2 separate regions of the Homo sapiens genome follow, and region 1 is linked to region 2. A link is a loop called in an ENCODE intact Hi-C map of the cell type or tissue named here. Cell type or tissue: PC-3. All regions are shown on one strand. Each heading gives the region's core, and the rest is flanking DNA. Links, peaks and the distances in the headings are about the cores only.

Region 1 (16,826 bases), core at 5,581-13,580, 120 kb after region 2:
GCACTTACCAGACTTTCTGAGCTAGGACTTCTATTTGATTTTGAACGGAAAAAGTAATCATAGCATCCTGATTTTAAAAGGAATGCTTTTGGCTGGGCGCAGTGGCTCATGCCTGTAATCCCAACACTTTGGGAGGCCGAGGCAGGCGGATCACGAGGTCAGGAGATCGAGACCATCCTGGCTAACACGGTGAAACCCCGTCTCTACTAAAAATACAAAAAAATTAGCCTGGCGTGGTGGCGGGTGCCTGTAGTCCCAGCTACTCAGGAGTCTGAGGCAGGAGAATGGCGTGAATCCGGGAGGCAGAGCTTGCAGTGAGTGGAGATCGCGCCACTGCACTCCAGCCTGAGCAACAAGGCGAGACTCCATCTCAAAAAAAAAAAAAAAAGTAATGCTTTTAATATTTACAAATAGGTATAATTGTTGCTCTGTATTCTTGGTAAGTACCCTTCATCAGGTTTTAAGAATGTTCTCTCATCTGTTCCTAATTTCTAATGCCTGTAGTTTTTCTTAAATGGAGTTTAATTTTGTGGATGTTTTTTCAGCATTTCTTGAAATTATCATACGGCTTTACTTCCTCAATTTGTTAATGCACTGAATCATATTAATAGATTGTAATTGATGTTCTAATGTTAGGACATTAGAACACTGCTAGATTTGGTTTGCTAATATTTTGTCTCAGAATTTTACTTATTTATGAGTAAAATTGTATTTATTTTTTATACTGTGTTTTGTCAATTTCTTCCTAAGTTTATATATCTTTTTGCTGAGAATTTTTTTTGTGTCAAATTTGTTAGCCTTTGTTTATAATATTTTAATCTGTCTTGTATATCTAGTTATGCTCTTTGAATTCTGATTATCTACTCATTTTTCTGTGATGTTGCTGAGTATTTGTCAATTTTATTATTCCATTTAAATTACCAAATTTGAGAATTGTCTATTGTATCTTTGTTTTTATACATTCATTTCTGTTCTTTATTAAATCCTTTCTGTTACTGTCTTTGGATTTATTTTGTTATTTTTATACCATATTAAGGTGACTTTCTAAGTCAGTTTGCATCCTTTTTACTTTCTTTGAATTATTACTTAAGGCTATAAATTTCCCTTCATCACTTGTAGTATTTTTTATTCTTCATTTCTAATTATTTTTTATAATAAACCACACAATCACATACTGGTTGGATCATCTTGATTAAAAATAACAATTGTACAAAATCAGGTTTGTATTGGAAAATTAGCACCTGTGATTTCAAGTTATACCACACTATTTCATATAAGATGCCATCTATGCAACATTAATAGGTTCCCTAAGAAATTTACTTCTCAGCTTGGTTTTCATGGTTGGTAGATGGAAGTAAGGTGGAAAGGGGGATCTTATGGGAAAAAAATAGACATTCCCATATACGCCTTTGGCTTCACAAAATTAGTGGGTTTTTTTTTTTCACACACACACAAAATTGCGAAGACAAACAGTTACAGATTTTCCAGCCAAAGAAGCTTGTATAAAAGCTTGAACTCAGGCATAAAACTAGCTAATACTTGTCCTTTTCACCCTATGAAGTGTCTTACATAATCAATAAGTAAGCAGACGTTTTAAATTTTTTTCTTCTTACAAATACATATTTCATGTATTAACACATAAAATGGGTAATAAGAAAAGGAATGGAAATAATCTAGATAAATGTGAGCTATCACTCTTTAATCTCTTATCAGATACTAGTTGCATGGATGACTCTGTCAATTGTAATTCCTTTCCCTGAAATACCTACCATTTTCAGGCATTTAATCCTCAGTTTATTTGAACAGTATCCAACTGATATGGTTTCCATCTATGCTATGTTAATTTATTCCCTGAAAAACCATTCATATATATAATTACATGCATATGTATACACACATACACACACAAAGCAATGTAGCAAAGAGGTTTCACTAAAACATTTTTGCAAAAAGTTCTACATTGTTGAATTTCTTTTCTAAACATACTCAAGTCAAAGGAATTTTTAACAAGAATTAAAAATTCCATGTTTTAATTTTACTCACTGTAACAAAAACATGCAGCTGAAATGTAGGTGTCTGATATATATTTATGACAATCCATCCATTTTTCATGAAAGCCTGGAGAATTATTTTATTTGGTCATTAGTTTGCCTGAAGGTGTTAGATTGGTGCTGCAAGTTTAAACATGCTCAGTATAAATCAAAGAACTCCACATGGAAAAGAATGATTATCTCTAATAGAAAACAAAACAGTACATGCTCACACAGCATGAGTGTGAATATAACGCAGAAATCCACCTTCTCAGAAAGTTGGAGGTAAGTCAGAGAAAATTTAAAATATGCTGTAGACATGGGACTGCCTTGGAGCTGAAAGGTACATTAACCCTTACATTTCCTCTGAAACTGGAACAATTTTGTTCACAAGATAATTTTTTGAAAAGGCCTGCAAATTCTGAACTTGTTCTTTTTAGCAGAATCAGGTTCTATTTTTGTTACACAGTTTACTTATGAGTTTAGAATTTCAGAAGCCTTTTGCTTCTATATTAAGTTCATGACCCAAATGACTTATAATGCAAATTGTACATTTTGTTCAACTATCACCACTTCATAACTTATTTTAAAAATTATGAGCAGTGTTTCATTCTCTCCTTTCCTCCCTCCCTCTTCCTTTACCTCCTTCCCTCTCCCTTTACCTACTCTTTCCCTCTGACTCTTCCTTTTGCACACACACTCACAATTTTTAGTCTTTTCATTATTTCACATATATAGAACTTGCTTGTTAATTCCATATGAAATTGGATGTTGGTGGGATATGATGCCTTCATTTTAAAACACTTGCATTTATAAAAGTGCACATGTATGCTTGTGCATTAAAAATTCAACCAGTAACCACAAGACTTCTGAAATTAGCTCAAGAAATAAATTCTCCTGGTGTGAAAGCGTGGTGGCCACATAGTCCTGACCTTGGCCCAGAGCTCACAATTTTAATAATGTGTCCCAAAATAATGCTTTACCTAACTACCCTAAGGAATAAATGACACCAAGTAAAAGTGTTCAAAGATATAATAAGATGACTGATACTGGATTTTTTTATCCTTTGAGAAGAAAGGGCAGAAAGGAAGTGAAGGAGCTCAGCATAGCTCTTAACTCAAACTGGACTGTTGATATCAATAAATGGTGTCATTTAATTAAAAGAAAAGATTTCAGAAATGTTCAAGTGTTCTAAAGTTTGATCACTGTGTGACTACCTTGTTGGGGCCATGGGCAATGTATGTACTCATTGTGAATCATTCTGGGAAACTGTGGTCAGTCTGGTATAGAATATGAAGATTGAGTATGTAGGCCTTAAGTGAGATGATGGAAAACCTACTCCATTTCTGCGAGACCTCATGGTAGGTTTAGATTTATCCTATTCTACAATCATGAAGAGTAGAGTACTCTTGGGGGTGATGGTGGATACTCACTCCTGGGACACAGAGGTGAGCAAGGAGTACAAAGGTATCCTGAGGATGAATCCATGTCAGTGCAATGGCTGCAGGTTATTCTTGATGTTGTGTCATACCTTTTATACCAAATGATCAAAAATGTTATGAAAAGTTATAGCAGATCTGATCTATACAACATTTGAGACACAGTAGCAAAAGGTAGCTCAGGGCTGTCCTCTTCTGCTTCAACACTAGAAGAGTAGAAATCTCATTTGATCAGCAGCAGCAAAGATGGAAATGGCAGATCAGGAGGCCAGATTAGAGGGATGAATGTGACCTGATTCTGAGTACAACGAGAAAACAACCACAGAACCCTGAGAAAGAGCAGGGACAGATATAAGTCAAGTATATTACTTCTGGCAACAACAGGAGTGGGAATTTCTGCTTCTGAGTAGGATATAGTAAGTGGTGGCAAGCGATCACTCTCAGTGGCAATAACTGGGGGGAAATTATAAGTTACAAAAATCACATTTACAAACAAATTTGAGATATATGGAATTGAAGACTAGGTGAATTAAAACTCCAGTATGATCAGAGCCCCCTAAGAAAGCTAATATTGCCAGCTCTTTGCTTTACTGGAAGTATTTTCTGAGTCTGAGGATTAGTCTAGCCATGGGCAGAGGACTCTATGAAGGGGAATAGAAATCAGCAGAAGTTTTGATAACCATAGAGACTGACATGTCGGATTGGAAGAGGAGTCCAAACATATAGCCGATTTTCTACATGAGACATTTGCTGAGAGCTTTGGGAGTAAAAAAGGCTTAAAAAGTTGGCTAAAAAAGACAGAATGAAATCTCTTGTAGTCTCAGAGTTTAGGAATCAAGTTATCCTACAGGGAGGGACCTATAACAGATACATAATAAGAATCCTCCTTAAGATATATCTCATATTTTAAACCTATATAGGATGGATGGCTAAAGAGAAACATCCACAACCTCTGAAAAGCACAGCTTTCAGATTAGAAGAGCTAGGGACCTTATAAACTGTTAAGCAAAAAATGCAGAGAACCATGCTGTAGTAGGGAGTCCAGACCTGAAAAACAACACACTAAACACTAAAAATTTTCTGCAGTCCCATTGTGAACTCCGTAGTGCTTTGGAGATAAAGTCCCATTAAAGAAATGAGGCAGCAATAAACACAGCGTAGGTCATGTGTCCTTAAGACGTTTGAAATTAGATTGAGTATAATGAAAGTACAACCTAACTTCAAACCCAACCCTGCTTATTAATTGTTAGATTGAGGGGATGAGTCTCTCACTCTGTCTGCCTGACAAAAGAAAGGTCCAGTCCTCTCTGGAGGGAAATATCAACTTCAGTCTCCATGGATCTTTCATACAATAAAAAATTATGATATATGCAAAAGGTTAGGAAAATGTGACCACTCATCAAAAAAGAAAGTACAAAATAGAAACACATCTCCTCTTTGATCTAGATGTTGGGGTTAGCAGACTTTAAAATATCCATTAGGAAAAAAGTGTTAATGAAAATAGAGAAAAAGAATAGATAAAAAGGTAAAAAACTGCCAATAGAAAATAGAAGCTATAAAAAAAGAATAAAACAGTCTGGGACTACAAAGTGCAATAGCTGAATTAAGAACATATGATATGGCTTTAACAGCAGACTATGTGGGATATAATCTGTTGAATATGTGTAATTGGAGACCCTGAAGGAACAAGAAGGGAATAGAAAAATATAGCTGAAGAGCTAATTGTCAAGAATTTTCCAAAACTGAAGACAGACATCAGTACCTATTGATAAATCTCAGCATAGCCTAATTAGGATAAATAGAAAGAAAACCATATCTAGAGACATCATCTAGAGCAGCCAAACTGCTGAAACCCAAATATAAAGAAAAAAATCTTAAAAACATCTAGAAAAAAAAGTTACCTTCCAAGAAGCAAGGATGACTGACTTGAACAGGAACACCACAGGACCAAATGGTGGAATAACATCTTTAATGTGCTCATGGAACATTAAACATGCTGTTTAATGGCTTACTGCTAACCAAGAATTCTTTATCCAGCAAAAATATCCTTAAAAAATGAAGGTGAAATAAAGACATTTCAGGTATCCAGTAGACCTACACTACAAGAAAAACTAAAGGTAGCTCTTTAGGGCAAAAGGATCCTAGCTGGAAGCACAGAACTTTAGCAAGGAAGGTCTACTGGATACCTGAAATGTCTTTATTTCACCTTCATTTTTTAAGGATATTTTCCAAAACTGAAGACAGACATCAGTACCTATTGATAAATCTCAGCATAGCCTAATTAGGATAAATAGAAAGAAAACCATATCTAGAGACATCATCTAGAGCAGCCAAACTGCTGAAACCCAAATATAAAGAAAAAAATCTTAAAAACATCTAGAAAATAAAAAATGTAAACATTAAAAATTCATACTAAAATAGATTGGCAGATGGGTTAAGAAAAACAAGAACCAATTATATGTTGTTTATAAGAGATGGCATTTAAATATAAAGGCACAGAAAGGTTGGAAGTATAGAAAATTATATATATGTAAACAGTAATCAAAAGAAAGCAGCTGTGGCTATGTTAATGTAAAAAATTAGACTTTAAGTGAACAGGAATTATTGGAGAAAAAAGGAACATTTCATGGCAATAAAAGAGGCAATTCCATAGGAAAACATAAAACCATAAATTTGTATGCAACTTAAAGTTTCAAAATATATGAAACAAAGGTTGATAGAATTAAAACAAGAAATAGAAATAAATCTACTATCACACTTGGAGATTTCAACACATCTATCTCAGGAACTGCTAGAAAAAAAAACACACACAATGATGGTGTACAGGATCCTTCACCTGTGAAAAATAGTGGCTAATCTGAAAGTTTGGGGCTTGTGTTATTAGCAGCGGTCTCTGTGTTCAAAGTCAGTGCTTTGGAGTGGAATTGCCTATTCTTTTCCCCTTCACTTCTACTTCCTGTACTGTAGCACAGTGGTTGCCTTTCACTTTCTGAACCCAGGAAAGGCCTCTTTTAGCCAATTCACTGTTCTCATTCTCTTCTGCTTGTTACAGGTTAAATAATAGTAACCTGTCATACATTTCTGAATTCTGCTTCATCTGTGCAGCTGAGTTGATTGAATAAATGGACTGAGACTTCCAGTCTGTAGGCTTAGTTCTGTGTCTTTATTTATATGGATCCCAAGATGAAGAGTAGAGAAGGGAACAAGAAGCCCCTCCTTCTTCAAGCCAGTTTACCCGTAAGCCTTGTGTTTGGGGGATTACTAGTGATTGCCTATATTAATAAAATCAGTGTTTTGTTTCTCATTTGGCTAGTGATCCATTCATCAGAATCTAAATAATGCAATTTGCAAGGTATAACTTAAAAATGTATAGCCCCTAAAGGGCTTCTAGCCCACCTCATCATAGAGAATTATCCACCTGAGTTTATGCACCTCCAACACTCTTCTAATTTAGGAAAGCAAGGAGAGCTTTGAAATCGGGGATCCCATACTGCCCAACTCCAGGAAGCACCTTTGGCTTACTTATATATGAAGGGTGCCCTCTGGAGCTCCGCAGTGCACAGCAGAAGTGTCCGTATATGGCACTCTATGTCTTATCCTCTTTCCTAATAAATGGTTTCTACTTAGTTTTGGCTTCTTGATCCTGAGGAATGCCTCTCCACTGGGAAAGATAACTATCCATAGGGGTATTTCTTGGTCTCTGGCATAACTTTATCAGGAAATACCATAATAACCCCAACACTGATATAAGAGAAAAATAATGGAGAGATACCCAGTAAATAAAATATGTTTAAAATGTATTAATTAAAGATGGATTGAAGAGATGCAGTCTATAGTCTAAGCAATTTCTTAGTGAAATTTTCCACAATGTTCAGATCTAAATGATTTGAAAGCTAGGATTTATCTTTAAAGGCTGGGCCACTTCCAATCAACCACACTCACAGCACCTGTCATGACAGATGTAAAAAGGAACACATTATAAACAATTTGCTGTTCTTCATGTAAGTTAAGGATTGGATAATTATCTAATATAACTCACATTACTGACCAAAACCTACTATTATGTCTGAGCCATTATTCTGAATACATGTAAATCTTACAAATTTATTTTAGATCCAAAAAAATCCTTAAATTTGGAAGGAATTTTTGTTCTGATTTTTTATGTGTGTGAAGTACAATTATATTGGCAGTTAAAATATTTTTCAAAATGACATAAAATAACCAGCTTCTAGGAAATTACAGTTTGCAATCATTGATTTTTTTTTAGGGAAAGTAAAATTTGAATTTCTCAGATTAATTTCAAATCAATCAAATGAGCATTTAGTTTGATGATACTAATAAAGAGGTAAAGAACTCCAGGAGAGATAACCATCAGCATTCATAATCTTAATCTAAAATTTCAGGAATTGGGCTTCCCAAAATAGAGCAACTACAAAATAAGACCATTATTATGAAACAGAACTTTTCATCTTATCTTGGAAAATTCCAAGGTCCTCAACTCACATTGGCAGATGGAAAAAAAATATTCATGACATGAGGGAAGATAAGAGCTAAGGTTTGGTTTGTTTTTTTTTGAAACAAAAACAATTCCGGCTACTAGTTTCTATTCTTCTTTTTTTCTTTTCTTCTTTTTTTTTTTTTTTTTTTTTTTTTTTCTGAGAGAGTTTTGCTCTTGTCACCCAGGCTGTAGTGCAGTAGCACAATCTCGGCTCACTGCAACCTCCACCTCCCAGGTTCAAGTAATTCTCCTGCCTCAGGCTCCCAAGTAGCTGGGATTACAGGTGCCTGCCACCATGCCCAGCTAATCTTTGTATTTCTAGTAGAGACGGGGTTTCATCATGTTGGCCAGGCTGGTCTCAACGTCCTGACCTCAAGTGATCCACCCGCCTCGGCCTCCCAAAGTGCTGGGATTACAAGCATGAGCCACTGTCCCTGGCCTAGTTTCTGTTCTTTCATATTTACGACCTTGACTAAGTCCCAATGCCCAGGCCATATCCCAGACCAATTAATTCAGTATCTCTGGAGATGGGTCTCAAACATCAGTATTATTTAAAGCTCCCCAGATGATAACTATGTGCATCCAAAAAGTCAAGTTTATGATTACACTGCTCTAAAAGATGATAGGACTTGGGAACGTAAGAATAGAATTGTGGACTCAGAATGGAAAGGTACCTTGAAAGATTATTTTGTTTATTCTCTGACTTGTTTATTTTCTGCATATCTGAACTATGATGAAGAATGAATTAATCAGAAGAAATGCAATGTTATAAATAAAAGAGACGAACAGTGTTTGCCTTATACCGAAATAAAGTTAACTCTGGCATATAATGATACTTTAATAGTGCATGGCTATTGTCCATTTGTTTTGTATAGCATATGCAAGTTTGGTTGGAAACTACAGTGCAAATTTAAGAAATCTAAGTAATTGTACAAACTGGAGTTTAGCCAATATGCTGAGAACAACAGCACCCTGGGGAAATCACCATGGGATTTGTGAGACCACAAAATGTTTATAGTACTTCAATACTGTATTCAAGGCATTAAATTTATTTGCCTTTTTTCCAGTCTATAAAAAATTACATTCAAAAAAATCTGTAAAACAAGAGGAGTGGTTTAAAATGGATATCAAGGTAGTCCCAGAAGAAGAAAAGAAATTCCAAAAAGTAAGGTTACAACTATCTGGAGAAGAGGGAAGGGGCAGTTCCAACTTCTTTCTTTTAGGGACTTGAGGAGTATGTTAATGATCAGAAGACAAGCTTAAAAGTGTCAGACCTTTTTTGCCAGCTGGTGGAGCTACTACCATGATTTACCATCCCATAACTGTAGCTGCATTTTTCATTGTTGCAGTGCACATGAAGTAGGACATATTTATTATGACTTAAAACAGATTAATATTAAATGAGATATATACTCATAAATTTCAGCAGCTATTAGAGCATTCATTAAAATAGGATAATATGAAATGTTTTAATATTTACAGATTTATAATTTGCAGTTAAAACCTTGCAAACAACTGAGCAGTTTAGAAGTTGAAATCTTTGCCTTTACGAGTGTCAGGACTGTGTTATTAACAAAAGCAGCTTCAAATGTTATTCACTCAAAAATAAAGTGTTGCAGAAAAACTTCATAACTATGCTGGCAATGAAGTGGTTTTTGTTGGCAAAATCTTACTCTACATAAATGTTTTAGCTTTGCTAAGATTACATTGTAATAATTCAAGATTTTGTTGAGAAATAATAGATACCACTATTTTGTGAACAAGATCATTATTTTGTTAATAATAAAGGTGCTACTCCATTATAGTATCACTTAAAATATGTATCTTATGCATTTCTGGTGCACTGAAATATTGTATAGGTAGCTGGATATAATGCAAGGTTATATATAAATAATAGATTTTATAACATAAATCTAAAAATATTTCATTTTGTTCTATTAGGTTTTTCTTCAATACTACATATAAATATCCTTTTTTTCTAATAGCAAAGAGAGAAAACAATAATACATGCCACAGGTACTGTGTGTTCTTTCGTTACTTTTTTCTGGCCTGAGAAAATGAAAAGCTATAGGATAATTTCTAAAAACATTTCAAAGAGAACTTAGAATTTCAATGACTTGAAAAAGCCTTGAGTTCACTGTGAAACTTATTCTTTCAAGTTATTTTATTCTGCATTCCTTAGAGTCCTAAGAATTCACACATAAAGGATAGGTTAATATTCACTTTTAAAAGAGATTATACAAACAACTGGTGGCCATATAGGAGATTTTTCAAGCTGAATCTGATAATACAACTTCCTTTCAAATGAGCACTGATTTTGTTGGAAACACAAGCAGCAGAGCTTTGAAAAGATAAGACATAGTTGAAGCAATAGCGATTTTTTTTAATCCTCAAGAGAAAATCTCTCAACCTGATAAAATTTTTTTCTAAATTGAATTGTCATTAAATTAATGGAGTCTGATGTTTCTGAACAATATTTCCTGTTGGGATGATATTTAAAATATTAAGTACTAGTAACAAAATCTATATGTAAGTCTAAAATTATAAAACAGATTTTTTAGTTCTCTAAATGACTATTTATAAAACTGATTACCAAATGATATAACTTATTATTCAGCATGTCAAGGAATTTTTACTTGTAGATTTAGAAAGTATAGCATTATTTTGATATTAATATTGCTACTTAAATGATACCTTGTCTGAGACATGATCTAACAAGCGAGGTTCATCCAATAAGCTTAAGATTTTAACTACCTGTGAGTCATTTTCTCCTTAATTCCTTGTTTTGTTTAAAAAAGATTGCTAAATAAGTAACCTCTAAAGTGTTTCCTAAAAGGACACCTGTTGGTCAATTCTAACCCAACACTGCTTGCTATAAAACCAAATCAACACTGCTGAACATTTAGCATACATAACCAGAAGTAAATCCTCCCATTTCTTACATCAAAAAAGTCCCCTTATATTTCCAAATGTCTGTCACCACCATTCCTTGAGAAAAACTGAGGTTACAAATAGACATAAACATTAATGAGGGTTGCTTATTCTTTTAATGCCAAAGAAAGGATTTTGTTGTTGTTGTTGTTAACTTCATTTTTTTTGTATTTTATTGATACTTTTGTTTTAATAAAGTTTTTAATTGCCATTGTAATAATAATAAGTTATGACAGGCTAGTCTTCTTTCTTTTTTTTTTTTGAGTTTCTATTACTTTTTTTTATTATACTTTAAGTTCTAGGGTACATGTGCACAACGTGCAGGTTTGTTACATATGTATACATGTGCCATGTTGGTGTGCTGCACCCATTAACTCATCATTTACATTAGGTATATCTCCTAATATGCTATCTCTCCCCCCTTGCCCCCCACCACACCATGACAGGCCCCAGTGTGTGATGTTCCCCTTCCTGTGTCCAAGTGTTCTCATTGTTCAGTTGCCACCTATGAGTGAGAACATGCGGTGTTTGGTTTTTTGTCCTTGTGATAGTTTGCTGGGAATGATGGTTTCCAGCTTCATCCATGTCCCTACAAAGGACGTGAACTCATCCTTTTTTATGGCTGCATAGTATTCCATGGTGTATATGTGCCACATTTTCTTAATCCAGTCTATCATTGCTAGACATTAGGGTTGGTTCCAAGTCTTTGCTATTGTGAATAGTGTTGCAATAAACATATGTGTGTATGTGTCTTTATAGCAGCATGATTTATAATCCTTTGGGTATATACCCAGTGTATTTCTAATTCTAGATCCTTGAGGAATCACCACATTGTCTTCCACAATGGTTGAACTAGTTTACAGTCCCACCAACAGTGTAAAAGTGTTCCTATTTCTCCACATCCTCCCCAGAACCTGTTGTTTCCTGACTTTTTAATGATCACCATTCTAACAGGTGTGAGATGGTATCTCACTGTGGTTTTGATTTGCATTTCTCTGATGGCCAGTGATGATGAGCATTTTTTCATGTGTCTTTTGGGTGCATAAATGTCTTCTTTTGAGAAGTGTCTGTTCACATCCTTTGCCCACTTTGTGATGGGGTTGTTTTTTTTCTTGTAAATTTGTTTGAGTTCTTTGTAGATTCTGGATATTAGCCCTTTGTCAGATGAGTAGATTGCAAAAATTTTCTCCCGTTCTGTAGGTTGCCTGTTCACTCTGATGGTAGTTTCCTTTGCAGAAGCTCTTTAGTTTAATTAGATCCCATTTGTCAATTTTCGCTTTTGTTGCCATTGCTTTTGGTGTTTTAGACATGAAGTCCTCGCCCATGCCTATGTCCTGAATTGTATTGCCTAGATTTTCTTCTAGGGTTTTTATGGCTTTAGGTCTAACATTTAACTCTTTAATCCATTTTGAATGAATTTTTGTATAAGGTATAAGGAAGGGATCCAGTTTCAGCTTTCTACATATGGCTAGCCAGTTTTCCCAGCACCATTTATTAAATAGGGAATCCTTTCCCCATGTCTTGTTTTTGTCAGGTTTGTCAAAGATCAGATGGTTGTAGATGTGTGGTATTATTTCTGAGGGCTCTGTTCTGTTCCATTGGTCTATATCTCTGTTTTGGTACCAGTACCATGCGGTTTTGATTACTGTAGCCTTGTAGTATAGTTTGAAGTCAGGTAGCATGATGCCTCCAGCTTTGTTCTTTTGGCTTAGGATTGACTTGGCAATGCGGGCTCTTTTTTGGTTCTATATGAACTTTAAAGTAGTTTTTTCCAATTCTGTGAAGAAAGTCATTGGTAGCTTGATGGGGATGGCATTGAATCTATAAATTACCTTGGGCAGTATGGCCATTTTCACGATATTGATTCTTCCTATCCATGAGCATGGAATGTTCTTCCATTTGTTTGTGTCCTCTTTTATTTCATTGAGCAGTGGTTTGTAGTTCTCCTTGAAGAGGTCCTTCACATCCCTTGTAAGTTGGATTCCTAGGTATTTTATTCTCTTTGAAGCAATTGTGAATGGGAGTTCACTCATGATTTGGCTGTTTGTCTGTTATTGGTGTATAAGAATCCTTGTGATTTTTGTACGTTGATTATGTATCCTGAGACTGCTGAAGTTGCTTATCAGCTTAAGGAGATTTTGGGCTGAGATGATGGGGTTTTCTAAATATACAATCATGTCATCTGCAAACAGGGACAATTTGACTTCCTCTTTTCCTAATTGAATACCCTTTATTTATTTCTCCTGCCTGATTGCCCTGGCCAGAACTTCCAACCCTATGTTGAATAGGAGTGGTGAGAGAGGGCATCCCTGTCTTGTGCCAGTTTTCAAAGGGAATGCTTCCAGTTTTTGCCCATTCAGTATGATATTGGCTGTGGGTTTGTCATAAATAGCTCTTATTATTTTGAGATACATCCCATCAATACCTAATTTATTGAGAGTTTTTAGCATGAATGGTTGTTGAATTTTGTCAAAGGCCTTTTCTGCATCTATTGAGATTATCATATGGTTTTTGTCTTTGGTTCTGTTTATATGCTGGATTACATTTATTGATTTTCGTATGTTGAACCAGCCTTGCATCCCAGGGATGAAGCCCACTTGATCATGGTGGATAAGCTTTTTGATGTGCTGCTGGATTCAGTTTGCCAGTATTTTATTGAGGATTTTTGCATCAATGTTCATCAGGGATATTGGTCTAAAATTCTCTTTTTTGTGTGTCTCTGTCAGGCTTTGGTATCAGGATGATTCTGGCCTCATAAAATGAGTTAGGAGGATTCCCTCTTTTTCTATTGATTGGAATAGTTTCAGAAGGAATGGTACCAGCTCCTCCTTGTACCTCTGGTAGAATTCGGCTGTGAATCCATCTCATCCTGGACTTTTTTTTTGTTGGTAGGCTATTAATTATTGCCTCAATTTCAGAGCCTGTTATTGGTCTATTCAGGGATTCAAGTTCTTCCTGGTTTAGTCTTTGGAGGGTGTATGTGTTGAGGAATTTACCCATTTCTTCTAGATTTTCTAGTTTATTTGCATAGAGGTGTTTATAGTATTCTCTGATGGTAGTTTGTATTTCTGTGGGATCAGTGGTGATATCCCCTTTATCATTTTTTATTGCATCTATTTGATTCTTCTCTCTTTTCTTCTTTATTAGTCTTGCTAGCAGTCTATCAATTTTGTTGATCTTTTCAAAAAACCAGCTCCTGGATTCATTGATTTTTTGAAGGGTTTTTTCTGTCTCTATCTCCTTCAATTCTGCTCTCATCTTAGTTATTTCTTGCTTTCTGCTAGCTTTTGATATGTTTGCCCTTGCTTCTCTATTTCTTTTAATTGTGATGTTAGGGTGTCAATTTTAGATCTTTCCTGCTTTCTCTTGTGGGCATTTAGTGCTATAAATTTCCCTCTACACACTGCTTTAAATGTGTCCCAGAGATTCTGGTATGTTGTGTCTTTGTTCTTATTGGTTTCAAAGAACATCTTTATTTCTGCCTTCAAAGAAAGGATTTTAAAGTAAGATATATTTGTGTATTTAGAAAGAATAGATAAAATGATTTTTTAAAATAGCTGTCTTCTCAAAAAACAATTTGTTTGGAATTTTTTGATATAAAATATCAGGCTACTGAAGGAAGATTTTTGAATTTTCTTAAAGTTTGAAATACCTGAAATTCACAGTACTGTCATAGATACATAAACAGAAACTGGCTGAAGACTCAGCTCCATCACATATGTAACCCATGGCAAATGAATTAAACTCAAAGCTACGGCCTTCTTTTTTTATTTTTAATCTGTAAAATGGGGGAACATATCTATCCTAAATGACTGTTAGTTATGATCTAATATAGTCTGTTCCACAACCTAAATAAGACTCTTTGATGTATTTCCTGACAAAATATAAATTTGTAATATATTACACATTAGGTTAAATTTAAAAGTTAAAATCTCTAGGCTATATTTGCTGTTAAAACTTTACCAATGAATTTAAGTTTTTAATACATAGATACATAATTATAAATAGACTAATTGGTAATATCTAGTTTATTCTGTATTCCATATTAACAGAAGAAAAAACCTTTTCTGTTTATTACAGAAAAACTAAGTTTTGCTTCATTCATGTGGAAAAAATCCTCAATTTTGAATATAAAATGACTATTAGAAAATGTAATAGAACATAAACTGAATGCTATTAAAGTAAAACAAATAAACAAAAATTAGAGATTGTATTTACCTCAATCTTGGAAGGCAACCGTTCAATCAAAACTAATATCACTAATTGATTGCATAAGTGCTGTTTGCTTATCTTTTTAATAGAAAAATTGCCTTCTGGTATTTATTATGTTAATATATGTATTCTGGAAACAAAATAAGAAATAAGTCGTATTTAGCCTAATTGTGTCCAATTTGAAATAGTATAACATAAACCCAGAATTCATGAGTATAAATATAAATGTATGTTATATAACCTAATGTCAAGTATTATAGCCCTATTAACTAAGGAAAAAATTGAAATATGTAAATCTGTGTTTACTTTTGATATTTAAAGTCATGCAAGTTAAAAAGACATCGTAGTACCACAAAGTAAGTCTTGATACATTTTAAAAGATTGAAGCAATACAAAGTATCTTCGCTGACCGCATAGAATGAAGCTAGAAATCCATATAGAAAGAAAACTGAAAAATTCACTAATACGTGGAAATTAAAAAACACACTCAAACAACCAGTTGGGTCAAAGAAGAAAGCAAAGCACGAGGGAAATTAGAAAATACACTGATATGAATGAAAACAAAAATATGGCATACCGAAAATTTACAGGATCCAGCAACAGTAGTGCTAAAAGGGAATTTTATAGCAGTAAATGCCTCCATTAAAAAAAGAAGAAAGCTCTCAAGTCAACATAATTTTATACTTTGAACTAGAAGAATCAGCACTCTAAACCCCAAGCTAGCAGAAGGAAGGAAATAATACATGATTAGAATAGGGATTAATGAAATACAGAATAGAAAAATAGAATCAACAAAACCAAAATTTGGTCAGGAAAATATCAAAGAACTGGGCAAGCTTTTACCTACACTGACAAAGATAAAAGAGAGAGGATGCTTAATAAATAAAAAACAGTGGAGACATTACTACCACTTTTACAGAAATAAGGATTATAAGAGAATACTATAAGCAATTATATACCAAAACTTAGAGGACTTAAGTAAATGCACAAATTTATAAAAACATACAAATTATCTGAACTGAATCTAGAAGAAATAGAAAATCTCAACAGAACTATAACAAGTAAAAAGATTGAATCAGTAATCACAAACTTCCCAAGAAAGAAAAGTCCAGGACCAAATAGCTTCACTGATGAATTCTGCCAAGTATTTAAAGAAGCAACACCAATCCTTCTCAAACTGTTCAAAAAAAAAATTGAAGAAGAAATACTTCATGATTCATTCTATGAGGACAACACTACCTCAGTATGAAAGCCAAAGTTATCACAAGAAAAGAATTATAGACCACTATCCCTTTGGAATATAAATGCAAAAATTCTCTGCAAAATACTAACAGATTCTAATAGCATATTAAAAGGATTTTACATTATTACCAAATGGGATTTATCTAGGAATGCAGGAATAGTTCAACATAAAAAAAATCTATGTAATTTACCACATTAATAAAGGGGGGAAGGGATTGTTTTACTTGATACAGAAAAGCATTCGACAAAATCTAGCACCCTGTCATGATAAACACACTCAGAAGACTAGGAGTAGAAGAAGACTGCTTCAACATGACACTGGGCACTTATGAAAACCTCCTAGCTAACACCACACATTTGTGAAAAACTGAAAGCTTTCCCCCTAAAATTAGGAACAAAATGAGGATGTCCACTTTAACCACTGCTATTCAACATTGTGCTGGAAACTCTAGCTGGAACAATTTGATTTAAAAA
Region 2 (16,826 bases), core at 3,428-11,427:
CTCTCCCAAAATTCAAGTTTCTGGATGACACAAGGGCCAGCCTTGTAAATGAAGACAAATATGCTATGTTATCTCTTCTCTGCACATGAGTTTCGGGGAGGAAGACTACAGAGATAAAATGCCATTCTTTATTAGAAGAATACATACTATCAACATGAGTTATCACTGTTGATGTTAACTTGAGAATGTTTTGTAACAGAGGAAAAATAATTGTCACACTTACATATCCCTTACATTAGTTTTCTATTGCTGCTATAACAAATCACTATAAACATTGGTTAAAATAACACAGTTTTATCATCTTATAGTTCTGAAGGTCACAAATCTGAAAATGGGCCTTGTGGGGCTGATATCAATATGTTGACAGGGTAGTATTTCTTCTGGAGGCTCTATAATAGAATCTGTTCCTTTCTTTTTCCAGCTTCTAGAGTCTACCCTCATTTCTTGGCTTGTGGCCCCCTTCCAGCCATATGGCATCACTACAACTCCTATTTTCTTTCATCACATCTTCTTTCTGACCCTTTAAGGACCCTTGTGATTACATTGGGTCTACCTGAATAATCCAAGGTAATTTTCCCATCTCAGGGTCCTTAACTTAATCATAGCTGCAAAGTCCCCTTTCCCATGTAAGGTAGTACATTCACAGGATCTTAGATTAGGACCTGGACATCTTTGGGGAGTCATTATTCTGCCTGCCTCACCTTTCTGGATGCCAGTTATTTTTCTGAGTGCATTATTTCATTTAATTTGACACAATTTTAGAGATAATTTCTATTATTATCCCTATTTTATAGATGGAGAAACTGAGTCTCTGGTTAAATAACTTCCCTAGGCCTACAAACCTAGTATGTGATAATAGACCTGTGTCCCAAAGTTTGTGCCCTTAACCATTATTCCACAGCCTTTCAAGAAAGAAAGTTTTTCTCCCACATATTTTATCTTTTTTTTTGATGATTCAGAAAACATTTTACTATCATATATCTTTATTCTTCATTCATCCTTTCCTTCATGTAACTAATGATCACTTGGTAGTTTACTCTTTGCCAGAAACTGTGTCAAGTATTGAGGATACAACAATGAATGAAATATCATCGCTTCCTGGAAATGGAAGTAGAGGGGGGGAGACACGTGAATTTCAGTAATCATTTTCTTGGGTATTTGCAGAAATGCCATATTGTAGAGAATTTTGGACAGCAGTTTACTTAATATGGGATTGCTTTGGCCAAGACCTTGAGATGCAACTGCGAATTCTAAAGTAGTCACAAAGGAGCAAGCATGATTGGCTCTGTTAGATTTTCTTCAGTTGATCTAGGTTGGGGTGTGTGTGTGTGTGTGTGTGTGTGTGTGTGTGTGTGTGTGTACATACATATTTATATCTCAAGTTATTCCAGGGTCAAAAACTATTGAAAGGAAGAGAGGTAAACAAAAGGAATTTAAAGAGGTTTAGACTTGAGTTGATAGAGTCCTTGACAAAGGATTTATTAACAGCAGCAAAGAAAATTCTGATGGATGTTATAGAGGGAAAGACAGCTGATTTCAGTGGTTGCCAGGCCAACAAAGGTAGATAAAGAACCATACTGGGAGAGAGAAAATATTTTGATCCTATGCTGTCCAACACCTAATATAGGCCCTGGCAGTAAAATGGTATAAATATTTATGTCCAAGTAATGTTTAGTTCATTTATATAGCTTTTCTTACCCTGCTATTGAGAGAATGAGAGTTTTGATTACGAGCAAGGGGGAAAGAGAATGGGAGGGAGAAGTTGTAGTGGTGAGGTGATGACAGCAGGTTAATATTTAATGAGCTTTATTGTATGCTAGGTACAGTGGGAGGTATTTTACTTGCATTACCAGATTTACATGAGCTACTAGGTCACTGGAGTATAGGAAAGGTCTGAGAAAAGAGCACTGACGTCCTCAGGCACTGGGGGGAAATGTCAGTTGGGAGGTAGGAGAACAGCAAAGATGCATGCTGTCTTTCCCAAGTGCTGTGGTTTGAACATGTCACCTCCAAAATGCATATGTTGCCTATGTGATAGTATTCACAGATGGGGCCTTTAAAGGATAATTAGGCCTGAGGACTCCTTCTTCATTAATGGAATTAAAGCCCTTTTGAAACAGGCTGTATACAGTGTTCGGCTAGCTTGCTCTCTTACCCTTCCACCTTCTGCCATGTGAGGATGCAGCAAGGAGGCCTTCACCACACCAAATGCTGGTCCCTTGACCTTGGGCTGCTGGCCTCCCAAACTGTGAGAAAATCATTTTCTTGTCTCAATAAATTACCCAGTCTTGGGCATTCTGTTACTAGCAACCCAAAAGGAATAAGATGCTAAGTTTTATGTAAAGCCAGCTTGTTAGGGGAAAAAATCAGAATCATCAGCTAGTCTCAGAGTAGTAACACACACAGAAAACTGGAACTAACCATTTTGGTCTGAGCTTAGTGCTAGCTGTGTTTGATGAATAGAACTAGGTGATGGCTTCAGCTCTTTTGGCCTTACGCATAGGAAAAACTATCTTTTTTTCATTCTAAATCTGCACATTTGGCCCGGCCGCCCCGTCTGGGAAGTGTGGAGCGCCTCTGCCCAGCCGCCCCGTCTGGGAAGTGAGGAGCGCCTCTGCCCGGCCGCCCTGTCTGGGAAGTGAGGAGCGCCTCTGCCTGGCCGCCCATCGTCTGGGATGTGAGGAGCGCCTCTGCCCAGCCGGCCATCGTCTGGGATGTGAGGAGTGCCTCTGCCTGGCCGCCCTCCGTCTGGGAGGTGAGGAGCGCCTCTGCCCGGCCGCCCTTCGTCTGGGAGGTGAGGAGCGCCTCTGCCTGGCTGCCCCGTCTGGGAGGAAGTGAGCGCCTCTGCCTAGCCGCCCTGTCTGGGAGGTGAGGAGCGTCTCTGCCCGGCCGCCCCGTCTGGGAAGTGAGGAGCGCCTCTGCCCGGCTGCCCCGTCTGGGAAGTGAGGAGCGCCTCTGCCTGGCCGCCCCGTCTGGGAAGTGAGGAGCGCCTCTGCCTGGCCACCCTTCGTCTGAGATGTGAGGAGCACCTCTGCCCAGCCTCCCTTTGGCTGGGAGGTGAGGAGTGCCTCTGCCCGGCCGCCCCGTCTGGGATGAAGCGAGCGCCTCTGCCCGGCCGCCCCGTCTGGGAAGTGAGGAGTGCCTCTGCCCGGCCACCCCATCTGGCCACCCCATCTGGGAAGTGAGGAGCGCCTCTGCCCGGCTGCCCCGTCTGGGAAGTGAGGAGCGCCTCTGCCCGGCCGCCCCTTCTGGGAAGTGAGGAGCGCCTCTGCCCGGCCGCCCCGTCTGGGAAGTGAGGAGCGCCTCTGCCTGGCCGCCCCATCTGGGAAGTGAGGAGCGCCTCTGCCTGGCTGCCCCATCTGGGAAGTGAGGAGTGCCTCTGCCCGGCTGCCCCATCTGGGAGGTGTACCCCACAGCTCCGAAGAGGCAGCGACCATCGAGAACGGGCCATGATGACAATGGCGGTTTTGTCGAAAAGAAAAGGGGGAAATGTGGGGAAAAGAAAGATCAGATTGTTACTGTGTCTGTGTAGAAAGAAGTAGACATAGGAGACTCCATTTTGTTCTGTACTAAGAAAAATTCTTCTGCCTTGGGATGCTGTTGATCTATAACCTTACCCCCAACCCCATGCTCTCTGAAACATGTGCTGTGTCAACTCAGGGTTAAATGGATTAAGGGCGGTGCAAGATGTGCTTTGTTAAACAGATGCTTGAAGGCAGCATGCTCGTTAAGAGTCATCACCACTCCCTAATCTCAAGTACCCAGGGACACAAACACTGCTGAAGGCCGCAGGGACCTCTGCCTAGGAAAACCAGAGACCTTTGTTCACGTGTTTATCTGCTGACCTTCTCTCCATTATTATCCTATGACCCTGCCACATCCCCCTCTCTGAGAAACACCCAAGAATGATCAATAAATACTAAAAAAAAAAAAAGAAAAAATTTTTGTTGTTTTAAGCCACATTTGTGATATTTTGCTACAGCAGCCACAGCACAGATATAGCTGGTAACAGAGTTCTTTAGCCTCCAAAATACAAGCCTGGGGTAAATAACTATTGAATTTGGCCACATGGAAATCAGGAAGAATGTAATAAGCATCATCGATGGATGGGATGACCTGGGAGATCGTGGCAAGTTTAAAGCTAATTGGAAGTTGGCAACCAAAAAGTCCTGTCTTGCAAATTGCCAGGAAATTGCCAAGAAAACCTTTAGAAAACATGATTAAAGATGGAGAAACCCGGCTGACTCCCTGGTTTCTGAAGAGGTGCTTAGGCATTTAAATGAGACTGACGAGACTTCACACTGTACCCTTCAGAAGGGCAGACACTCACGAGATCGTCAACCACGGCTCCCTCGCTGGGAGGCAGACACAGAGCTGGAGGCAGCGGCCACAAACTAGGTGGGCAGAGAGGCGTCAGCATCGGGACTTGCAGGAGGCCCTGGGAAGGAACAGGCAGCGGTGGGGCCTGGACAGCCTTGGGGAAAGGAAGTTACTTGGAGGAGACCAGGGGCTTGCATTTGGGCCAAAACCAAGGACGAGATCAGCTGGTCCCAGGGAACTCTGGAGCCCAGCACCCCACCATGGGTGCAGGGGCCTGACAACCCAACAGAAGGCTGTGGGTACCGGGCACCAGCCTGTGGGGGGTCTGAAGGCTGCTGCCCAGCCACACATGTCCTGGTCCCGAACAAAGGGTTCAAGAGGCACCTGGAGCCCCGCCCTCCTCAGAGCAGCCTCTTAGCCTCAGCTGGTTGTTGGCCTTTGGTCACCCCACATGCCCTGACAGTGGGGCCTGGCCTCAGAAAGGGGCCCCTCCATTTGTACTTTCTATCTGATCCTTGACACAGTGCTAACACCAAAGACCAAACCCGAATCTTGGTTCACATACTCTGCAAAGAAATGACTAAGACTAGTTCTTCTGGAGGTCAGTTTTAGAACATGTTTATTCTAACTTAATTCTGCCTTATCTCTGTGCACCAAGAAAACTATCTGCACATGTGTAGTAAAATGTGAAGGTACCTTCATTTTGTTTGTACACTAAACTTTTAAGAAATATCTCACTTTTAAAATAAATAAATAAATAAAAAATAAATCTGCACATTTGGTTTTATTTACCATGTCAACCAAGATGTACACTGCCAACCTGTTTTTCTCTCTCATTGCTCCATGTCTGCCCTTACCCATTTTTAAAACCATAGTCACTTGCTGGTAGTGCTTCCTTGTCCTGCCTTGTCCCATGTGGAGATGCAAATCTCACCTACTCCTCTCACGTGTGGAGACCTTACAATATCAGCCTCCATGTGCCCCCAAACTTGGGAGGTACCTGGAATCCTCTCCTTGGCTCAGCATACCAACTGTAATTATCACCTGGGATTCCTTTTTACAAAGTAATATTTTAAAGTTAATATTTAATCTTAGAAGCAATATAATAGTGTCAGAGGGCTGAAAACTGAAAATATATGTAAGCATCAATCATTAGGAGGCCAAATTTGGTCAGGCACGGTGGCTCTTGCCTGAAATCCTAGCCTTTGGGAGGCTGACGCAAGAGGACTGCTTGAGCCCAGGAGTTCAAGGCCAGCTGGAGCAACATAGTGAGACCCCCATCTCTACAAAAAATGTATACTTAGCTGGGCATGGTTATGCAAGCCTATAGTCCCAGCTACTGGAGAGGATGAGGTGGGAGGATCGCTTGAGTCCGGGAGGTTGAGACTGCAGTAAGCCATGATGGTACCATTGCACCCCATCCTGGATGACAGAACAATACCCTGTCTCAAAAATAAAATAAAATGCCAAATTTGAGAGCGTTGTTATCTATGAAGGGGAAGGAGAATGTAATCTGGAATGCTATTAATTATGTTTTATTTCTTAAGCTGGGCAGTATTATCACAGATGTTATTTTCTGTTCTATTTTATGTCTCCAGTATTTTGTAAAACGTTAAAAAAATCATTATAAGTCATTACCCTAATATTATACCCTTTTTATTCATTTCTTGGTGCAGAAGCTTAGATCACTCACCTTTGTTCTCCTTGTAAAGCCAGAGGGAAAATCTCCAACAGACCATATAGCCAAGTATTATTTTACCTAAGAGGCCCAATTTCAAAATAATGCTTTTAAGATAATCTATCAGAATAAAAATTGAATGATAATCCATGACCAAAACTTTCTATTACTGCTTTTTTTTTTTTTTTTTTTTTTTTGAGACAAGGTCTCACTCTGTCACCCAGGTTGGAGTGCAGTGGCGTGATCTCGGCTCACTGCAACTTCTGCCTCCTTAGCTCAAGTGATCCTCTCACCTCAGCCCCCCAAGTAGGTGCAACTACAGGCACACATCACCAAGCCCAGCTAAGTTATTGTGTATTTTTTGTAGAGATGCGGTCTCACTATATTGCCCAGGCTGGTCTTGAATTCCTGGACTCAAGTGACTCAGCCACCTCAGCCTCCCAAAGTGCTGGGATTACAGGCTTGAGGCACTGCACCTGGCCTAAAACTTTCTACTAAAAAATAATTACATATCTGTGCTGTCCTGAAATATGCTATTTAGCTCTTAAATTCTGTACTTTTGTGACCCTCTCTGAAGTGCTGGTTTATTAACGGTGAAATGGATCATCTTGTTTTTCAACACTAGAGGGCACCAAATTCTCTTCTAGAGCAAAACAATCAATGTTTTCCACCAAAGAACTTCATTTACTAGGGTAGAATATGGATTGGTATATTTTCAGTCGTTTGATAACCAAAAACGTAAGAGATTTTGTGCTTTATGATAAAGGGTTTAGAGAATCATAGTAAGGCTTTCTCTTGCTATGAATCTGTCTCTAGCTAAGAATCTGTCAATGCTTTTGCTAAACTGCTTTTCAGGAACATTTATTGTATGTTTGTCCAGAGGGAATAAAACAGCTACTCTGGGTTAATGCTTGGGATAACTTATTTTTAAGGGTTAGGGTTAGACACATCGTTTATTCTGGTTTTAAGTTTCAGGTAGCATGTGCAGTTTTCTGAAAATAGGCATTTCCCCTAAATTCAGGATAAAATCAATAGCCGGTATTGTGCTTCAGTGTGAATTGGGGTGCTGGTAGAGAGGAGTGAAATGATGTTAGCTAGTAGGTTACAGTGAGCCATTCATATACATTGATGTTTAGCAGAGTTTCTTAACTTGGGTTTGATAAATCATCCTTTTATTCTTCAATAAAAGTGATTGGAACAAGGTCACACCAGTCAATGACTTCTTGTCACTAATTATACCTTTTTTTGTCCAATTAAAACATTTAAAGATATTTTTGCATTGTACATTAAATTATTTCTGGTTGCTGAATTTTTCTCCTTTTATCTCTAGCCACAACAATGGGTAGTCTATTTAGGTTGTCTAATCTGTAGGAAATACAAATGAGGCAACTTCTATAAAGCAGCAGCATAATCCAGTGAGATAAATGCCAAGCATGTATTTTAAGGAAATGAAGGTACTAGCACTCTCTGTGTACTTTGATACTATGTTCATTTGCTATTGCCACTGTCACAAATTACCACAAATTAAGTTGTTTAAAACACACACATTTATTACAGTTCTGTAGGTAAGAAGTTGGAAATGGTTGTCATTGGACTAAAATCAAGGTGTTAGCAGGATTGCATTTCTTTCTGCAGGCTCCAGGGGAGAGTCTGTTTTCTTGCCTTTTCTGGCATCTAGAGTCTGAACCTTGGCTCATACAAAACTTCCATATTCAAAGCCAGCAGTAGCTGGTTGCATCTTTCTCACAATGTCATCTCTTTGTTTCTGACTCTTGTGTCTTCTTTTTCCTCATTTAAGGACCCTGTGATTACACTTGGACCCACCCACTTCAATCATGATAATCTCCTTATTTTAATGTCAACTAGTTAGCAGCCTTAATTCCATTTGCAATCTTAATTCCCCACTGCCATTTACAGGTTCCAGAGATTAGGATGTGGGCCTCTTTGAAGTGGGGAGGGAAATATTATTCTGCTTACCACAGATAGTTTTGGTGGAATTCTTGAGTCAGGCCAACCTTGAAAGAGAAGAGGTAGCTACTATTTACAGGTCTTGACAGCTTCTAGAAAAATTAGTGTTTTCTCTAACTTTCTTTGGAATTTCCACATTATTCACTTCTCTAGTTTTTCTTGGGGTTCTGAAAGTGAGTATGGGTTCTAGGAGGTATAATTCATTAATTATGTATCCACCATTAGTATCATAATTTGACATAAATGATCAGATTGGTCCATTGGGTCTTGCCTAAGTAGCATAAAGGGCAATTAAGTTTAGATGGCAGAGCTGGATCAAGAAAGGTAAAAGGCACAAGGCATTGTTTGAAAAGGTTCAGTGGGCTCTGAAAAGAGAAAGCTGCATGAAAGCAAGGGCTGCTTAGGTAAAAGGTATGGCACTAAAGATAATATTGACCTACCTCACAGTGTTGCCTGGAGCCAATCTGAGTAAAGAAACATTAGACAATAAATCACATCTTCTTGGTACATAAATAACACATATGTAGCACAAAGCTATGCCAAGATCTTCAGACTGCTAGGGTCCATTTCAGTCCATAGAAATAATGGCATTCACAGACTAGAGGTTTATTAATGACAAAGACAATAGATTTCATTTGGGATGCCTGTGTGTGTGAGGTTTTTACACTTACTAATGAGCAAAGTGCCCTGAAAATCCAGTTTTCCTCATGTTATTTTGAATAAACTAAGTATATGTGCCACACACTCTTTATTTATCCTCAAATGGTGCAAATTTAATGAAAACTGGATGCCACAAACTTGCTGAGTTTGATAAGGAAGAGTTGTGCTCTCTTTCGGTTAATTCGTTAGTTATATAGGTCCCAAATCATTATGCGAAATATTGAAGCCAGAAGTTTGAGTTAGCCTTTAAACTTTAATCAGTAATAGTTTGGGGAATAGTGTATGTTGTGACATGTTTAAGATTCTCTTCTTACTCAGAAGCTAATTGCTGAATTTTGCTGTACCAGCAATCTCTGGAGAATTCTGTGCCATCTCCTTGATGCAGTGCTATCATCTCACTTATATTAGGTGAATGCGTTTATTATTGGGGTTAAGCTTAAGGAAGAAAGAAAATAAAGCAGTGTTCCAGAGCAAAAAGCTTTTGCAGCCACTACAGATATTTATGAGTCAAAGAGTAGTGCTCCCCTTAGCACACTTGAAATTATAGGAAAATGTTCCTTTATTTTAAGTGACCAGTCTTTGTGTTAGGCTATTTTGCTTTTTAGTAACACTTAGATTTTATTACAGTTTTGGACTACACACTTGAGAAGTCAAAAGTCTTTGACTGCTTGATTGGCACCTAATAGTAACTGTTGTCATACTAAGTGCCAGACGTTTCCTGTCTATTAGATAGTAATAAATACTGAGAATGTAATGGCTTCACCTTTATAAGGGTCGCAGAGCATAAGGGTTTATATTTCTAGCCTTTTGAAAGAGATTTACCTTAGGAACATATTTAGGGAAGAGATGGATATTTTAATCTCTTTGGATTGGTTTCTTTATGCCTTAAAGGAATGTGTAGTGCAGTGGTTCTCAAATGTTCATCTGTGGACCAGCTGCATCAGAATCACTAGGGGAGTTTTTTTACAATTTCTGCAGACATTGTAAGTGTTATAAGTCTGGGATAGGCCCCAGACAGTTTTTTTGTTTGTTTGATTCAAGGCTGGAGTGTAGTGGTGTGATCAGAGCTCACTGCAGCCTTGAACTCCTGGACTCAAGTGACCAGACAATTTGTATAAGCACGCTGGTTAATCCAAGTGTGTAGCCAGGCTTGGTAACTCTTACATGTTTGTTCAAAAGTTTAGGAGAATATTTCCTCCTTTATGTTACTAGACTAATGTCTGTCAAAAGTCATAAGATTGATATTGAAGAATGAAAATGAATAAACCTTCTTAAATGGTATGCCACCTCTAAAGGATTGACTTCAAAAATATTTTTACGTGGGAGTCAAAAGAATGGCAATAATGATAGATAATAACAGCAGTAGTAACAAAAACAATAAACATTTACATAGTGTCTACTGTGTGCCAGGTACTGCTCCAATCCCTTTGGATATATTATTCACTCAATGTTCAAGGCAGCCTGTAAGGTGTTTACTTTATTATTGCCATTTTACAGATGGAAGTTAGATATTTTGTCTGGGGTCACCAAACTAGTAAGTGATGAAGCTTGAAATCAAACCTTGGCCATGAGGCTTAAGAAGTTGTGCTCTTAACCAATATGCTCCATCCTCTGCATATCTCATGATTTGGTTATGCTGTGGAGGTCCATAATGAGAAGCAACATAGTTAAGTTGGCTTAAACCATGGGCTTTTGAGGCAGACACTGCACAGCACTGGCAAAGGAATCATTTAGGTGAATTAATTACCCTTTCTGGGGCTTAGTTTTCTCATCCAAAAAAATGGAATGTAAAATATATTACTATAAGGTTGTTGGTAAGACTAAATTAAGAAATGTTTACAAAATGTTGAACACATGGATCTTACATAAGTACCCAATCATTGGTAGCTATAATTATTTTAAGTGTTAAAGCATTAGACAGTCAAGAAGCCTAAAAAATGAAAAATTATTGGCAAACAGGACTGTCTAGAATGCATTGGCAGGTTAGATTTCAGCAGTTATAGGACTGTGTAGCAAATACAACAGCCAACATAAATAATTTTAAGGAAGCTAGAAATGAAAGAAATTAAAAATTAACGAGAAATTAATTACCATTGAGAAACATAATTACAAATGACAAAAAGGGATGGCTTTTGCTTATGGACTATATACGTACATTCTTTCCTAATTATCATGGGAATTGTGTGCAAGCCACTGAGAAGAAGCTATAGACCAATGTGTATTGAGTAATATACGCCAAAATCTATGAAGGAAACTGATAGGATTGGGAGCTGGAAGAAGACAAAAATTTGGCCACTGTGCCCATGGAGTAGCCATTGTTTTATTCCTTTACGGCCCTAACAAACTTGCTTTCACTTACTCTGGGGACTTGCCCCAGATTCTTTCTTGTGCGAGGTCCATTTAAAAGAAAAAGAAAAATTCAATAACCTTTCTGAAGATTGCAGAGTCACAGAGTGTTAGAACTGGAAAGGAACACTATGCCTGGTTCTTCTTCACTGCCACTAGAATTGAGACCCACTGCCCTAAATAATTTCCTAGTATTCCAGATGAATGCCCTGGTCTGGTTCAGAAAACTTATCATACTACATGGCTTGTAAGTTGGAGAGAGGCAGTATAATATATTGGAAAGAAAGTTAGAAATGTCAGTAGTTTGATATTGGAGTCCTAACTCCCCTGGTGATTTAGCTGTATGCTCTTGTGCAACATGCTTAATTCAGCTGTCTTGGTTTCTTCTGTGTGTTTACTACCTTGTCCACAGAAACTAAGAAATAAATCTCATTTTTTTTCCTGTTAAAAACGAATTAAAGTTTACTAACCAAGCACAGTGGCTCACGCCTATAATCACAGCACTTTGGATGCCGAGGTGGGTGCATCACTTGAGATCAGGAGTTCAAGATCTGCCTGGCCAACATGGCGAAACCCCGTCTCTACTAAAAAATACAAAAATTAGCTGGGTGTGGTGGCATGTGCCTGTAGTCCCAGCTACTCAGGACGTTGAGGCAGGAGAATCGCGTGAACCCGGGAGGCAGAGGCTGCAGTGAGCCAAGATCGCGCCAGTGCACTCCAGCATGGGCAAAAGAATGAGACTCTGTCTCAAAAATAAAAATAAATAAAGTTTACGAACATGATCAGTGACAATACCATGACCTTAGGCTTTCTAATTCATAGTCTTATGTGGCTGAGCTTTCCAAATGGCAGTTACCCGTTCTTTTTTTTTTTTTTTTTTTTTTTTTTTTTTTTTTTTTTTGAGAAGGAGTCTCACTCTGTCGCCCAGGCTGGAGTGCCGTGGCGCCATCTTGGCTCACTGCAAGCTCCGCCTCCCGGGTTCACCCCATTCTCCGGCCTCAGCCTCCCGAGTAGCTGGGACTACAGGCGCCCGCCACCACGCCTGGCTAATTTTTTGTATTTTTAGTAGAGACAGGGTTTCACCGTGTTAGCCAGGATGGTCTCGATCTCCTGACCTCATGATCCACCCTCCTTGGCCTCCCGAGGCGCTGGGATTACAGGCGTGAGCCACTGCGCCCAGCTACCCCTTCTTATTTTACCTTAATTCTACATAATGTTTTTGTTTAAGATATTCCTTTAAAGGGCTATGCCATAATGTTAAGCAAAAAACAAAGCAGGGGACTGGTGGGGTAGCTCACACTTGTAATCCCAGTACTTTGGGAGGCCAGGGCAGGAGGATCACTTTATCCCAGGAGTTTGAGACCAGCCCTGGCCATGTACCAAGACCCAGTTTCTACAAAAAAACAAAAATAAAAAAATTAGCTGGGCATGTTGGCCTGCACTGTAGTCCCAGCTACTCAGAAGTCTGAGGTGGGAGGGTCACTTGAGCCTGGGAGGTCAAGGCTGCAGTGAGCCATGGTTGTGCCACTGCACTCCAGCCTGAGCAACTGGGCAAGACCCTGTCTCAAACAAACAAACATAAAACACCAAAGCAGGCTATATGAGTATCTTTACAGATAATTAAATCATTGATCACAATCAAAAGAATTGCAAGAAAACATATCAAAGATTTACAAAGATCTTTTTTTCTACTAAATACTTAAAATAAGCATGAATTTCTTTTATTACAATAAATAAACAACACTGTTTCCCCTTAGGATAAATATATACATTTGCCAAGGTAGCCATACTCTCAGATGGGTTTTCACATTCATTTTGTGAAAATAGCTATTCTCATACTGATACTAGATCCACCTACAATTCCAAAGTTTTCTAGGATAGACAACACCGTATTGAAGTTCTTACCACTTTTCCTGAATTTCTATCTAAATTCCAAATCTCATCTCAAATTGTAATCCCCACGTGGGAGGGGATTACAGGGTGGGACCTGGTGGGAGGTGATTGGATAATGGGAGTGGATTTCCCCCTTGCTGTTCTTATGATAGTGAGTGAGTTCTCACAAGATCTGGTTGTTTAATGTGTCTGGAGCTTCTCCCTTCTTTCTCCTGTCACCATGTAAGACATGCCTTACTTCCCCTTTACCTTCCACCATGATTGCAAGTTTCCTGGGTCCTCCCTAGCCATGTGGAACTGTGAGTTAATTAAACATTCTTTCTTTACAAATTACCCAGTCCCAGGTAGTACATTTATAGCAGTGTAAGAAAAGACTAATACAGAGAATTGGTACGAGCAGAGTAAGGTACTGCTATAAAGATAGCCTGAAAATGTGGAAGCAACTTTGGAACTGGGTAATAGGCAGAGGTTGGAACAGTTTGGAGGGCTCAGAAGAAGACAGGAAGATGTGGGAAAGTTTGAAACTTCCTAGAGCCTTGTTGAATGGTTTTAACCAACATGCTGATAGTTATATGGACAGTGAAGTCTAGGCTAAGGCTGAGTTGGTCTCAGGTGGAGATGAGGATCTTACTGGGAACTGGAGTAAAGGTCACTTTTGCTATGCTTTAGCAAAGAGACTGGCAGCATTTTGCCCCTGCCCTAGAGATCTGTGGAACTTTGAACTTGTGAGAGATGATTTATGGTACCTGGCAGAAGAAATTTCGAAGCAGCAAAGCATTCAAGAGGTGACCTGGTTTATTCTGAAAGTGTTCAGTTATATGCATTCACAAAGAGATGGTTTGAAATGGGAACTTATGTTTAAAAGGGAAGCAAACTATAAAGATTTGGAAATTTTGCTGCCTGACCATGTGGTAGAAAAGAAAAACCCATTTTCTGAGGAGGAATGCAAGCCCACTGCAGAAATTTGCATAAGTAATGAGAAGATGAATATTAATAACCAAGACAATGAGGAAAATATCTCCACGGCACGTCAGAGATCTTTGTGGCAGCCCCTCCCATCACAGGCCCAGAGGTCTAGGAGGGAAAAATGGCTTCGTGAGCCATTCCAGGCCCCCTGCTGCTCTGTGCGGCTTCAGGCCTTGATGTCCTGTGTCCCAGCTGCTCTAGCCCCAGATGTGGCTAAAAGGGGTCAAGGAACAGCTCAGGCTGTTGCTTCAGAGGGTGAAAGCCCCAAGCCTTGGCGGCTTCCACATGGTGTTGGGCCTGTGGGTGTGCAGAAAAGAATTGAGCTTCGAGAACCTCCACCTAGATTTCAGAGTATATATGGAAATGCCTGGATGTCCAGGCAAAAGTCTGCTGCAGGAACATAGCCCCCATGGAGAACCTCTACACAGGCAATGCAGAGGGGAAATATGGGGTTGGAGCCCCCACACAGAGTCTCCACTGGAGCACTGCCTAGGGGAACTGAGAAGAGGGCCACTGTCCTCCAGACCCCAGAATGCTAGATCCACTGACAGCTTGCACCTTGAGCTTGGAAAAACCACAGGCATTCAGCGCCAGTGTGTGAAAACAGACACAGGGGCTGTACCCATTAGATCCACAGGAGCAGAGCTGCCTAAGGCTGTGGGAGCCCACTCATTGCATCAGCATGCCCTGTATGTGAGACCTGGAGTCAAAGGAGATGTTAGAGCTTTAAGATTTATTGACTGCCCGGCCAGGTGTCAGGCTTGTATAGGGCCTGTGTCCTCTTTTTTTTTTATTTTTATTTTTGGCCAATTTCTCCCATTTGGAATGGGAACATTTACCCAATGTTGTACCCCAATTGTATCTTGGAAGGAACAAACTTGTTTTTGATTTTATAGGCTCATAGGTGGGAGGGACTTGCCTTGTCTCAGATGAGATTTTGGAATTGGACTTTTGAGTTAATGCTGGAATGATTTAAGACTTTGGGGGATGGCTGGGAAGGCATGATTGGTTTTGAAATGTGAAAGGGACATGAGATTTGGGAAGGGCCAGAGGCAGAATGATATGGTTTGGCCGTGTGTCCCCACCGAAATCTCATCTCAAATTGTAATCCCCACGTATTGAGGAAGAGATTGGGTGGGAAGTGATTGGATCATGGGGGTGGATTTCTCCCTCACTGTTTTTGTGATAGTGAGTTCTCTTGAGATCTGGTTGTTTGATAAATGTCTGGCACTTCTCTCTCTCTCTCTGTCTCTCTCTCTCTCTTTCTCTTCCCCACCAACCCCGCTTTCACTCTCCTGCTGCCATGTACAATGTACCTTTCTTCCCCTTTACCTTCCTCCATGATTGCAAGTTTCCTGGGGCCTCCCTAGCTATGTGGAACTGTGAGTTAATTAATCCTCCTTTCTTTACAAATTATCCAGTCTCAGGTAGTATCTTTATAGCAGTGTGAGAACAGACTAATACAGTCTATGAACTTGACGAGTTTTAGATACCTCATATAAGTGGAACCATACAGTATATGACTTTCCATGACTGGCTTATTCACTTAGCATAGTGTTTCAGTGTTCAACCATGTTTTTGCATATTGCAACATTTCCTTCTTTTTTTAAGGCTGTATAGTACCCATTATATGTTTATCCCACATTTTCTTTATGCATTAACCTGTTAATGGACATTTGGGTTGTTTCCACAAGTTGCCTAGTGTGAATAGTGCTACAGTGAACATAGGAAATCTAATATCTATTTGAGATCCTGATTTTAATTCTTTTGGAGAAATACTCGAGTGGGATCACTGGATCATATGGCAGTTCTATTTTTATTATTTAAAGACCCTTTATACTCTTCTCTATAGTGGCTATACCATTTTTCATTATCATCAACAGTATGCAGGGGTTCCCTTTTCTCCACACCCTCACTAACATTTGTTGTCTTTTGGTTTCTTTTGGTAATAGCCATTCTGATAGGTGTGAGGTGATATCTCACTCTGGTTTTAATTTACATTTCTCTGTTCATTAGTGACATTCAAAATTTTTATATACCTGTTGTTCATTTGCATGTCTTCTTTGGAAAAATGTCTATTCAGTCCTTAGCCCATTTTTAAATTGGGTTATTTTTTACTACTGAGTTGTAGGAGCTCCTTATATACTTTGGAGATTAACCCCTTATCAGAGATATGGTTTGCAAATATGTTCTCCCTTTCTATAGATTACCTTTACACGCTGTTGATTGTTTTCTTTGCCGTATAGAAGTTGTTTGAGTTTGATTAGTCCCACTTATTTATTTTTGTTTCTGTTGCCCATGCTTTTGTTGTCATATTCATGAAATCATTCCTAAGGAGACCCTGAAGTTCTTAACATTCAATAATCTCATTTCATCACTCTGAGATATTAGTTTAACCATGAGGTGGATGAAATGGCTAATAATTTTGAGGAATAATTTTATAATGATGATTCATGCTTTATGGGTGTTTTGTCTGATTTTGCTTTTGGAAAATTTATCATTTCTTCTTCTAGTTAAATATAATTTTTAAGGAAAGTATTTGAGTATTATTTTGACCCATGTATATGGTTCTCCCAGCAGCACCTTAGATGTAGGTACTTTATAAATAGTATACTTCAGGGCTTGCTACTCAAGGTGGGATTCATAGATAAGTGGCATTGGCATCACCTGAAAACTTGTTAGAAACATACGTACCTACTGAATTATAATCTGCATGTTAATACATTCCCCAGGTGACTCATATGCTCTTTAATGTTTGAGAATCATTGCTTTCAGCTGTTTTGTTCTCAGCTTATTTCAGCTTTATAGACAGCTTACTTTGCTCCTAGTAGTAATTGCTTTTGCTGCACGTTACATTTTCCTGTCTGCTAGTAGATAATGCACTTTTTTGGAAGAGCTTGCTTTTTAAAATGTGTCTGGTTTGAAACAAGAATGGAGTAGTCTATTTCAAAAGACAATTGTCTTTTGAAATAACGTTTCTCAGTTGAGTTAAGAG

Evidence for each region. Hi-C counts contacts between places; a loop is a spot of excess contacts. Peaks named below come from ENCODE experiments on the same cell type or tissue, not always from the same donor. Only the 100,000 strongest peaks of a DNase experiment are listed, where the experiment ranks them.
Region 1: it touches region 2 in a loop (6-fold over the local background); 4 of 110 quality-filtered maps call a loop at or near these places.

Annotation. Positions count from the first base shown.
Region 1 is chr5:64,338,263-64,355,088 of GRCh38, forward strand. The region is part of intron 7 of RNF180 (ring finger protein 180); the gene reads left to right. Among named protein-coding and RNA genes, the nearest start is that of RGS7BP, 160 kb to the right of the region's middle. In PC-3, for the core only: a CTCF peak has its summit at 9,241 (motif pointing right); no DNase peak of the experiment used is centred there.
Region 2 is chr5:64,222,745-64,239,570 of GRCh38, forward strand. All of the region lies in intron 5 of RNF180 (ring finger protein 180), which reads left to right. Among named protein-coding and RNA genes, the nearest start is that of RNF180, 65 kb to the left of the region's middle. In PC-3, for the core only: CTCF peaks have their summits at 6,631 (motif pointing right) and 6,832; a DNase peak (open chromatin) is centred at 6,627.